Linked DNA regions of Homo sapiens: all the other regions are linked to region 1. The links are chromatin contacts, found by Hi-C or POLR2A ChIA-PET in ENCODE. All regions are on one chromosome and are shown on one strand. The core of a region is the stretch at or near the end of the contact, and the rest is flanking DNA. Distances in the headings are between cores, read along the strand shown. Region 1 overlaps WIPI2 (WD repeat domain, phosphoinositide interacting 2). Region 2 holds the start of CHST12 (carbohydrate sulfotransferase 12). Region 3 holds the start of AMZ1 (archaelysin family metallopeptidase 1).

Region 1 (3,887 bases), core at 1,388-3,887:
GGTTTGATCAACTTTCAAGTTTGAGGTTACTGATCAGTTCAAACCAAAGGCCTTTAATCTCTTGACAATACTGGTATCACCTAAGGTGGGGATTTGGGGTTGCAGAACTTTCCTAACACAGCAAACAAGATTGTATCCAAGCTATTATTTGTTCCTAATGCTCTGTTAAATGAATGCTGAATTATGTCTGACATCCAAGAAGGAACTCTCAGGTGGAAGTTTGCATCTCGTCCTCCGTGTGTCATTTGCAGGCCTGTGTGCGCTGTCAATCAACAACGACAACTGCTACTTGGCGTACCCAGGGAGCGCGACCATCGGAGAGGTGCAGGTCTTCGATACCATTAATTTGGTGAGATGCCTTTCCTGCTCGAATAGCTCTCTAAAGTGTGGCTTTTTCCTGAAGAGGAGCACTGTGGTGTCCCTGGCATCCTGACTTGGCTCAGCAATACAACCGCTGCACTTTTTTGTTTGTTTGTTTGTTTTTGAGACAGGGTCTGGCTCTGTCGCCCATGCTGGAGTGCAGTGGTGCAGTCCTAGCTCACTGCAGCCTCAACCTCCTGGGCTCAATTGATCCTCCTGCCTCAGCCTCCCGAGGAGTTACAGTCATGCAACACCACACCCAGCTAATTTTTTATTTTTGTAGAGATGGAGTCTTGCTGGGTTGCCCAGGCTGGCCTCAAACTCCTGGCCTTAAGCCATCCTCCCGCCTCGGCCCCCTAAAGTGCTGGGACTACAGGCGGGTGCCCCGCGCCCAGCCCCACTGCTCTCTTCTCAGTAGCAGAGTAGGTCTGGCTCATTCTGCTTCTGGATCTGCTGCGGCGTTCAGAGCAGTGCTGAGCTCCTCGCCACGGGAATGTTTGAAGGAACATAGAAAACCTTAGGGATAAATTGCTTTGCTTTTTCTAAAGTTGGAGCAGCATTTCCTTGGATGCCCAGCCCCAGTAAATCAAGTGGGTTTGGCATTTGTTTGGACCGTAATGGTGTTTTAGGAACAGCTAATTGGCACTTGCGGACCAAGTGTCAGCCCTGGGGCGTGGGCGGTCACTGTGCGGTGGCCACTCTTTATTGGTGTCCCTTTTTCAGAGAGCTGCAAACATGATTCCGGCTCACGACAGTCCTTTAGCGGCACTGGCCTTTGACGCAAGTGGAACTAAACTTGCCACGGCTTCGGAGAAGGTGAGTCTGCTTTTCCCCGGGGGAGCACTGGTGCCAAGGCGTCCACAGACTTTTTCAGTTCTGTTCACACAGCCACCTTAGAGGCAAGGTCCTATACTTACCAGCTCCGGGAGAAGCAAAGACAGCCACCCACTTGTCAGGCCACAGGCGTGTACTGCCCGAGAGTGAGCGGAGCTTGCAGTGTGCCACTGGGACGGGAGAGCTGGTCCACATTTGTAGTAGAAAATACAGAAATGTCCAGAGGAGACAGAAGTGCCGTGTGTAACCACACCGCTCACCCAGTGTGTTTCTAAATGATGAAACTACCACATAACAGTAAAGAACCCAGACAGTGATGAAATGTGAAAAAGCAAAGACAGAATTCTATCCAGCCAGTCTGAACACATTTCAGTGTATTTCATTTTCTCTTTAGTCAACAAAATTGGGATCCTACTATGGGTATAATTTATCCTTTTTCACTCTGCATGACATTTGTCTAAGTTCAAAAACACTTGTAATGGCCGCGCAGTATTTAGTTGTGATTCATGTCAACATCACCCTTTTGGGACTTTGTTTCTAATATGTTGCTGCCGTAGGTAGTAGTGTATTTAAGTCATGTATCAATGTTTTATATGTATTTCTAACTATGAATTCAAGAGATTCCAGTAAGAAGAATGTCTGGCTTTAAAGGAGATGGCCTCTAAATGTCCCCGTGTACCTGTGACCGCGTGGCGAGGCTCCCTGGCCCCCAGGAGACTGAAGGCTCCTTGTTCTCTTCCTCATTTGGACTGTGCCTCTCTTTTCGTTTCAGTTCCTCTTTTCTTGAAAGTTGCGTCTTCCATTCTTCTGTCTTGAGGTCGCGTCTGTTCTCCCGCCTCCGTTTTCTCCGCTCTTCATTGGCCACCGATGACCTTTACTTTGATTTGGATATGATTTTGCTTCTCATTGAAATCCTAAAATAGCCTCCCCTTTCAAGCCATCTCTCCCCTCAAACTATTGACCAGAGAAGATACAATAAAACGTCGGCTCACTTCCTTAGCTTTCCTGCCTGGGCCTTTGTTCTTCAGTCTCACACCCGAGTTCTGTAATAATGATGTCACCGCTTATGGGTCACTTCTGGGTCGTGAATTATCCTGGATCTTTTATCTTCATTACCTCATTTGTTTCCCCTCAGCAAGGTAAACAGTTCTCTGTTTCATAGCAAGGGCTCAGAAAGGTTAAGCGGTGTGCCCGGGGCCGCCCAACTGGGCAGCAACAGAGGGGTCAGACTCCAAGTCTGACTTTGATTCTAATTATGCTAGACTATCCCAATAGCACCTTGTCCTTTTCTTTTCCCTTTGAAATGGCCCTGAAATTCTGTTACCCTTTGACTAATCAAAGTCTCACTGTTAATGTTTCTTTAGTAGCTCTTATAAAGGCCCAAAAGTACTTGATGGAATTTTAAGGCCCATAAAAATAGATTTTTTTTTTTCTGGACTATAAAGAGGAACCTTGATTGCTTGTACATGGAATGCTCTCATCTGTGGAGTGAGAGCAGCAAGGCCTTCCCAGCCCCGCTCTGTCCCAGGTGCTGAGGCCCCCTGAGGCCTGTGACTTAATCCTGCTTTCAAGAATCTTGCGGTCATGTGGCAACAAAACAACTCTTAATTAATTAGTATTGCACGGTAGACGTGCGCCACAAAATTATGTCTCATCTGAAAGTTTAGGCTGCAGAGGACAAAACCTTTGCCGTGGTTATTTTTGTATATGGATGCAGAAAATAGTTCATTCTCTAATTCTCAATGTTACAAGCTCAGTTTGTGTCCCTCCATCCAGAGAGAACCAAGTGTTCTCAAGTACCAGTTTTTTTTTTTTTTGAGACAGGGTCATGCTTGCTCTGTCACCCAGGCTGGAGTGCAGTGGCACAATCTCTGCTCTATGCAACCTCCATCTCCCAGGCTTAAGTGATCTTCCTACTTCAGCCTCCCAAGTAGCTGGGACTACAGGCACCTGCCACCACGCCCGGCTAATTGTTGTACTTTTTGTAGAGATGGGGTTTCACCCTGTTGGCCAGGCTGGTTTCAAACTCCTGAGCTCAAGCGATCTACAAACCTCAGCCTCCCAAAGTGCTAGAATTACAGGAGTGAGCCACTGTGCCTGGCCTATATTCTGATTTCTAATAGCTGTATACTATCCCATTGTATGAGTTTACCATAATTTATGTAAACAGTTCCTTGGTGTTCTACACTTAGGTCATCTGCTGCTTTTTGCTTTTTTTTTTTTTTTGAAACGGAGTCTTGTTCTGTCCCCCAGGCTGGAGTGCAGTGTGGTATGATCTCAGCTCACCACAACCTCTGCCTCCCAGGTTCAAGCAGTTCTCCTGCCGCAGCCTCCTGAGTAGCTGAGATTACAAGCGCGCGCCACCACACCCAGCTAATTTTTGTATTTTGAGTAGATGGGGTTTAACCACGTTGGCCAGGCTGGTCGTGAACTCCTGACCTCGTGATCCACCCGCCTTGGCCTCCCAAAGTGCTGGGATTACAGGAGTGAGCCACCACGCCCAGCCACTTTTTACTATTTACAAACACAGAGATAGTGCAGTGGCATGATCATGGCTCACTGCAGCTTCCACTCCTGGGACAACAGGAACGAATCATCAGGCTTAGCTGATTTTTTTGTTTTTTGTAGAGGTGGGGTCTTGTTATGTTGCCCAGGCTGGTCTTGAACTCCTGGACTCTAGTGTTTCTCCTGTC
Region 2 (3,887 bases), core at 774-3,273, 2.8 Mb before region 1:
AGTAGAGACAGGTTTCACCACGTTGGCCAGGCTGGTCTTGAACTCCTGACCTCAAGTGATCCACCCACTTCGGCCTCCCACAGTGCTGGGATTACAGGTGTGAGCCACTGCACACGGCTGATAGTGAGAAATTTCTAAGCTGAGACAGGCATCACAGGGTGACATTGCCAGAGGCTGTCACCTTATTTACATACGTGCAATTGCATATATGTATGTATACAACATAGACATATTATACATGCATAATACAGGTCTATATGTATGTGTACAATATATAAACATATATACTACATACATACACATAGGTAACATGTATGCATTACACATACGTATAAACATATTATCTACTGTGAGTGTGTATATAATATACACATATATTTTGTGGTGGTTGTTTGTTGCTTTTCCCCCCCACTAGAATACAGGAGGGCAGGGGCCTTGCCCGTCTCCCTCACTTCCACATTTCCAGGGCCCGGTGGGTTCGGAACTCCTTTGGGACTGGCTGCAGGGAGTGGAAGAGTGAAGAGATGACCTTGGTTGGAAGGCTGCCTCGGGAGTCCATCGGAGGGGGCCAACTAAAAATATCACGGATTGAAAAAGTTCTTGGGGTGGATGGTGGGGATGTGAAAGTGCTTAATGCCACTGCAGGGAGTGCTTAAAAATGGTTAAGATGGGCCGGGCGCGGCGGCTCACGCCTGTAATCCCAGCACTTTGGGAGGCCGAGGCGGGCGGATCACGAGGTCAGGAGTTCGAGACCATCCTGGCTAACACGGTGAAACCCCGTCTCTACTAAAAATACAAAAAATTAGCCGGGCGTGGTGGCGGGCGCCTGTAAGTCCCAGCTACCCGGGAGGCTGAGGCAGGAGAATGGCGTGAACCCGGGAGGCGGAGCTTGCAGTGAGCCGAGATCGGGCCACTGTATTCCAGCCTGGGCGACAGAGCGAGACTCTGTCTCAACAACAACAACAACGACAACAACAACAACAACAACAACAACAAAGGTTAAGATGGTAAATTTTATGTTCTATATATTTTACCATAATTTAAAAAAAAAATGACTGGGCCTGGCGCGGTGGCTCACGCCTGTAATCCCAGAGCTCTGGGAGGCTGAGGCAGGAGGATTGCTTGAGTCTAGGGGTTCAAGACCACCCTGGGCAACATAGTGAGACCCCCGTTTCTATTAAAAATTAAAAATTAGCCGGGTGTGGTGGCACCTGTCTGTAGTTCCATCTACTTGGGAGGCTGAGGTGGGAGGATGGCTTGAACCCAGGAGGTCGAGGCTGCAGTGAGCTGTGACTGCACCGCTGCACCCCATCCTGGACGACACGGTGAGATCCTGTCTCTAAAAAAATAAACAAACAAACACACAAAACTACATTGATGCCAAGAACAATTACTGCATGCTCACTATGCATTAGGCATCTTGCTAAGCTCTTTACCCGTGTCATCTCGTTTGTCTCACATACTCCCTGAAAGGTAGGGTCACTAACCTATTATATTTTACGGATTGGCGACAACCTCAGAGAGGTTAAGTCACTTGCCCAAGGTCACACAGCGAGTCTCAAGCCCCAGCCGGTGAGCATCACGATCCTTTGCCAATGAGCCGATGCTCGAGAAAGGGTCGGATAGACAACAGGCACTGCATAAAGGTTGGTTAACGGGATCGTGTTTGGCTGCAACGTGGAGCTCCCGGGTCGAACGGCGAGACAGCTGCGCGTCCCCGAGCCGCCGCGCGCCCGGTCCGCCGGGGCGGAGTCAACGCCGCGGATTGGCTGCTGAGAAAGGGGCGTGGCTCGTGGCGGCCGGTGGGCGGAGTCGATCTCTGGCCGTAAATACGGCGCCACATGGCACTGGCTCGCGAGGGCGGGGGCGGGCGGGCTGGCCGGGCGCAGGCGCGCTGAGGGCGGGCGCCCCTCGGCCTCCGTGGCCCCTCCGGCGGCCGCGACGTCTCGCGAGAAGACGACCGGTAGGAGGGGCTCCTGCGCCGGGGGCGGGGCCGGCGAGGGCTGCCTCTGGGGGGTCCGCTAGTCGCGGGGCGGCGGCGGCGGCTGCGGGCGCGAGGTGAGGGGCGCGAGGTGAGGGTCGCGAGGTGAGGGGCGCGGCGGGCGGCGGGCTCGGGGCGCGGTCTCCCTCTCTCTCGGCCAGTGCTGGGCTCCCAGGGCCCGGGCGGGGGTCCCGGGCCGCGCTGAGGGGCGCGGGTCGGCTCTCCTTAACCTGGCCTGGCGGGCGCGGCTTGGGCCTGGGTTCGAGTTCCCGCGCCGGCGCGCAGTGTGACCTTGGCCCTGCGCGCGCCCTCTCTGAGCCCCGCTCGTCGTCCTCGGCCAGGGGGACCCAGCCCTGGGGCCCTGATCAGCGCGTTCTGCGGCTCCTCGGGGTCTGGACGAGAAATCTGTGGTTCTGATTCAGCGACAGCAGAGGCTGCAGCGGCCCCGCCGGCCCCCAGGAGTCCCCCTGCCCGGCATCAGCCTCTGCCGCCCGGCAGGGGTAGGACCAATTCCCGGGCTTGGAGTTCCAGGATCCCCAGCTCCCGAGGGCCCCCGTGTGCCTGCTGTCACCTGAACGGGGCTCCCCGGCCCCGCCGACCGCAGCCCTGGAGCCTGCAGACGCCAGCAGCACCGGCAGGTCGCTCAGGGTATCCCTTAAATGACCTCTCACTCCAGAAGCCGCAGCCCTGCCCCTCTGGGAGAGGAAACCGTGCATTTAGTCCGGGAACAGTGGGACTTAGACCTCCTCTGCGGGCTCCCGGCCACCGAGACACCGCCGGCAAAGCCTTGGCTCGGGCAGAGGCTCCGTCTGGCAGGCAGCACAACAAGCCATAGTGTTTCCAGCATTATTAAATTATTTAGTTCATAAGCGGGGCTGTGGGGACTCGGAAGCCCCGGGGTGAATAGGAATGTGAGTTGCAGGCGCGGTGCTGGACGCAGTACATCTTCCAGGACACCAGGCCCTACGGTGCTGTTCCCGGCTGTGGGTGGTTGGGGACAGCTCAGCGGGTCCCCCACTTACCCCCACGCGGGGACCCGGGTTAGCCCCTCACCGTGAGCATCTGGTGTTGGGAGTCAGGGCTGGTGTCTGAGTGAGGATGGAGAGAAAACAGGGGTAATGAGGAGATTGCTACACGAAGGTGCAACGCTTGAGATCTGAAAGAGCACCTGCCTGGAATGGCATAGATGTTTGATTTCCCTGCAAAGGAGTTTATGGGACTTTGGGCTGACGCTTTGGGGCCAGCAGTAACTGTCTGCTGTCACTCAGCTGACTCCAGCTTTATTATCAAACCTCCAATCGAGTGCAAGATGCTAAGCTGGGGTAGATGCCGGTAATAGCGTGGGCCTTGCCCTGGGAGCTCACGGCCAGCCTGGCTACAACTGTGTGGAGTTGAGACTGTGGTGCAGGCGTTAACAGAATGTGGCGACATTTTCCGACATTTTCCACAGTGGAGAGGACCTATGAATTGGGGCGTTTGGAGGCAAAGGGCATGCAGAGATGTGGAAGTGAAAGTGATGTTTGGGGGAGATGGTGGGTCGCCGTGTTCTTGATGAAGTGGGGTTTGAGGATTGGGTTGGAAGCTAAGACTGGAAGGCCGGGCGAGGTGGCTCGTGACTGTAATCCCAGCACTTTGGGAGGCAGAGGCGGGCGGATCACCTGAGGTCAGGAGTCCGAGACCAGCCTGGCCAACATGGTGAAACCCCATCTCTACTAAAAATACAAAATTTAGCTGGGCGTGGTGGTGCACACCTGAAGTCCCAGCTACTTAGGAGGATGAGTCAAGAGAATAGCTTGAACCTGGAGGCGGAAGTTGCAGTGAGCCGACACTGGGCCTCTGCACTCCAGCCTGGGCAACAGAGTAAAAAAAAGACTGGAAAGATGGGTTTCTGATTGTGCAGGGGCCT
Region 3 (3,887 bases), core at 994-3,493, 2.5 Mb before region 1:
AGAAGTGCAGCTTTCTGAGTCACAATCTATTTGTAGGAATTTATCCCAAGGTGAGGGGGACCAGATACCTGTACAAAGATCTGTGGAAACAAGATCGTCTATCACAGTGATATATGCTAGTGAGACACCAGGAGAAACCAAAATATCCCAAAGCAGGTGACAGATCCATGACACGGAGTCCAGCGCAGACCATCAGGGTGTGGAGACGGACTTTTGGCTATTGATGAGTGTGAAGTCACGGGCCGCCTGCAGAACGCAGTATGTGACGTGAATCCCTTAAAATATGTATTTAGGCTGGGCACGGTGGCTCATACCTGTGATCTCAACATTTTGGGAGGCCGAGCTGGGAGGGTTGTTTGAGCCCAGGAGTTTGAGACCAGCTTGAGCAACATAGCGAGATCCCATCTCTACATAAAAGTTTCAAAATTAGCCAGGTGTGATGGCACGTACCTGTAGTCTCAGCTACTCAGGAGGCTGAGGGAGGAGGATTGCTGGAGTCTAGGAGGTCGAGGCTACAGTGACTCGCGTTTATACCAGTGCATTCTAGCTTGGGCAATAGAGCAAGATCCTGTCTCAAAAAAAACTTTTTAAAAATACATTTCAATGTGGAGGAGAAGGCGATCAGAAGGATGTCTGACAAGAAGGTGAGAGAGGTTACCTCTACACAGTTGGCTTATGGGGTCTTCTTTTTGTTTTTATTTTTCATAATTTTCCAAATTTTGCACACCGGACACCTAGTGTTGTGTTGTTTTTCTCTCTCTCTCTTTTTTTTTTGAAACAAAGTCTTGCTTTGTCACCCAGGCTGGAGTGCAGTGGCATAATCTCGGCTCACTGCAACCTCCGCCTCCCGGGTTCAAGTGATTCTCCTGCTTCAGCCTCCCGAGTAGCTGGGACTATAGGCACCAGCCACCACGCCCAGCTAATTTTTTTATTTTTAATAGAGACGGGGTTTGACCATACTGGCCAGGCCGGTCTTGAACTCCTGACCTTGTGATCTGTCTGCCTCAGCCTCCCAAAGTGCTGGGATTACAGGCATGAGCCACCACGCCCAGCCGTGTTATTTCTTAAGGCTTAAAAAAATTCTTTGAGGCTGGGTGTGGTGGCTCACGCCTGTACTCCCAGCACTTTGAGAGGCTGAGGCGGGTGTATCATGAGGTCAAGAGTTTGATACCAGCCTGGCCAAGAAGGTGAAACCCCATCTCTATTAAAAATACAAAAATTAGCTGGACACAATGATGGGTACCTATAATCCCCACTACTCAGGCGGCTGAGGCAGAAGAATGACTTGAACCCCGGAGGTGGAGGTTGCAGTGAGCCCAGATTGCACCATTACACTCCAGCCTGGGCGACAGAGCGAGACTCCATCTAAAAAAAAAAAAAAATTCTTTGCACTGGTGTGGGACGATGGTGACGAATCCCTCAGCCATCTGTGGGGCGCTGCTGAGGGCGTGGGGGGCATTTCTGCACGGTGAAGCAGAGCTGGTGGGAGGCTGCCCGAGGGAAGCTGGTGCTGGGAGGGTTTGCAGAGAGGAAAAGGGCAGTTTATGGAAAAGGCCTCTGGGCTCTGTCTGGAGCCGTCATGCCGGCCTTCACGGCATCCTTCCGCACTTAGAGTCCTTTCCATCTCCTGGTGGCTGGCACAGGGCCAGGGCTGCACTCACAGCTGGCCAGGGTAGGGCAGGGCGCCCGTCCTCAGGGCCACTGACTGTAGGGCTAACCTAGGGGCCTGGTTCACCCCTCTCACCTGGGGCTTCGCTGATAAGCCTGGTTCACCTCCTCACCTGGTGGCCTCGTTCACCCCCTCACCTGGCGCCTTGCCTGATAGCCTGGTTCACCCCTCTCACCTGGGGCCTCTCCTGGTGGCCTGGTTCCCCTTCCTCACCTCGTGGCGCTGGTTCACCCCTCTCACCTGGGGCCTTAACTGGTGGCCTGGTTCACCTCTTCACCTGGCGCCTTGCAGAGTAGCCGGGTTTACTCCTCTCACCTGGGGAGGCACGAACTGGCCCGGGCTGACTGACCTCCCTCACCTGTTTGGCTTTAGGCTCTGGGGCCCCCCTGCCCGGGTGTTTCTGGGAGGCTGGAGGGTCCCACGTGAGCTCCACCGCGGGCAGCTGGAGGGAGTGGGGCAGGACGCTGAGCGCCGGGAGGGGTGTGGCCCTCCTGTCCTGCCCGCGGCCCCACACCGGCCCCAGTCCCGCCCGCCTCGGTCCCTGCCCCGCGCGCCGACGTCACCGGGACCTCCCGATCCTCCCGGCCCAGGCCGAGCTGCCCACGCTGCTGCCCGGGGCTCGGTGCCCGGCGCGGCCTCTGCCGGCTCCGGCGGGCGCGGGACTGCGAGGTAGGGGGGCGCGCGGGGAAGACTCGGGGGCGCAGGGACCGAGAGGGACCTCCGTGCCGGGGCGGGTGGGTAGGGGCAGCTCCGGGTCCAGCCCGGCCCGCGCACCAAGTCCCGAGGGCGCCCGGGCGGCGGCGGCTACGGGCGCGCGGGGACCGCGGAGACGCGAAGGGCGCACTTGGCGAGGGTTTGGTGCAGCGCCGCGCCGGGGTCCGCACAGCCCCGGCAGGTCCTGCAGAGGGAAGGCCGGGCCAGGGAAGGGCCACGCGCCCCCTCCCCGCCATCCTCTCCCAGGCCAGGGCGACCTGCGCGCTTCCCGATGGGAGCAAACTGGGGACGGGTCGGGAATCCAGGGCCAAGCGCCCGAAAGAAGGCGTTTCCGGGCTGGGGCGAGCCAGGTGGGTGCGGGACGTCCCCGGGGAACCTCCAGGGCGCCGAGAATCTCGTCGTGCCCAGGGCTCCCCGCAGCCTGTGTATGAGCCGGGGAGGGAGAAGGCTTCCTCCCCCAGGAGACTGAGGGAGAAGGCTGTGGATATGATCCCTGCAGGGATGTAAGACAGGTCTCAAAACCAGAAAAGCAAGGGAGGGGTGACAGAGAAATGGCAAACTTTACAAAGGACAGGGGAGGGCAGGGACCTGGGTCCTTTCTGCCCCCATCACGGGAGGGAAACACTTGGCAGAGGAGTTTGGGGTTCGCAGGTGAGGAGAGAGAACAGGAAGCCAAGAGTCTGGCCCGGAGGCCACTACCCCTGCGGTCTAAGCCCCCGGTTTTCCCTCCTAGCGAATGGAAACTGAGAGGTGAGAAACCCCCAAAACCATCCGTCCGTCTGGTTCTGCCTGAAGGTCTCCGCTGTCAGCTAATGAATAGCTCGATGCAGCTGCTGGGAGGTTTTGCAAAGCGCATTCAGAATAGCGAGAATCAGAGCATGGTTTCTTGCCCAAAGGCCAGGCATCTGCGTGGTCAGATGGGGGAGCATGAGTGCCCGGAGCTGTGCGGTTTAGGGCAGCCTGACCTTGGATACCTGGTTACTGGGCCAGTCTGGCGGCCCTTGTTGCTTAGAGCGGCAGAACCTCCCTGGGGGGGGGATGCGGACGTGCTCTTTTCCAGTCTTTGGACAAAAAAAGGCAAGGGGAGGAGGAAGGAGAAGCGTCTGAGTTTACCCATGGTATTAATAGCAGCAGGGCTGGAACTCGGGTGCTCTGGGAGAGGAGACGTCCTACCCCCTGTCCCCGTCAGAACATCCCTGCTCCAGGAGCAGCTGGGGTTCCAGTGTGAAGCGTGGCTTTGAAACCAGGCCCCGCTGGCCCCCAGCTGTGTCGCCAGGGCCAAGTCACTTAACGTCTGAGCCTCAGTTTCCCCACCTGAAACACCGCAGTGGCACCTGCGGCTCCGTGTGTGGCTTGGAGGACGCAGGCATGAGACCTGTTGGCTGCTGTCATGACTGCAGTTAGCAGAGGAGGGGGACACACTGTGACAGGGTCCAAAGGACAGCGAGAAACCTCCATCTGGGGGTCTCCTTTTTGGAGCATGGATGGGTTGGTGAGTGCCAGA

The links. A loop is a pair of places that touch in the nucleus more often than their neighbours do. ChIA-PET counts read pairs that join two places held with the same protein, here RNA polymerase II (POLR2A). Pooled maps may share reads with other maps.
Region 2: a map with no recorded cell type shows a loop between it and region 1 (14-fold over the local background). The contact joins the promoter of CHST12 here to the enhancer-like site in region 1. A Hi-C loop is called at or near these places in 1 of 37 single-sample maps with no recorded cell type and 2 of 50 pooled maps. POLR2A ChIA-PET finds 5 or more read pairs at or near these places in 2 of 52 experiments (B cell and PC-9).
Region 3: a pooled map shows a loop between it and region 1 (3-fold over the local background). The contact joins the promoter of AMZ1 here to the enhancer-like site in region 1. A Hi-C loop is called at or near these places in 2 of 50 pooled maps. POLR2A ChIA-PET finds 5 or more read pairs at or near these places in 2 of 52 experiments (activated B cell and activated naive CD4-positive, alpha-beta T cell).

The regions. Positions count from the first base shown.
Region 1 is chr7:5,216,839-5,220,725 of GRCh38, forward strand. WIPI2 (WD repeat domain, phosphoinositide interacting 2) reads left to right here. Exons shown (of 13, transcript NM_015610.4): 6 at 252-349; 7 at 1,084-1,176. Among named protein-coding and RNA genes, the nearest start is that of WIPI2, 29 kb to the left of the region's middle. RefSeq lists enhancers at 1,463-2,662, 1,521-1,600, 1,611-2,320. Within about 2 kb of position 2,638, at least 9 of the 41 ENCODE cell types and tissues checked have a DNase peak (open chromatin) inside an H3K27ac peak, as active enhancers do; they include B cell, where a contact is called at or near this core.
Region 2 is chr7:2,401,588-2,405,474 of GRCh38, forward strand. CHST12 (carbohydrate sulfotransferase 12) reads left to right here and starts at 2,024. Exons shown (of 2, transcript NM_018641.5): 1 at 2,024-2,086. RefSeq lists an enhancer at 1,501-1,600 and silencers at 1,691-2,060, 2,151-2,320.
Region 3 is chr7:2,685,959-2,689,845 of GRCh38, forward strand. AMZ1 (archaelysin family metallopeptidase 1) reads left to right here and starts at 2,244. Exons shown (of 7, transcript NM_001384743.1): 1 at 2,244-2,338. RefSeq lists an enhancer at 2,943-3,212.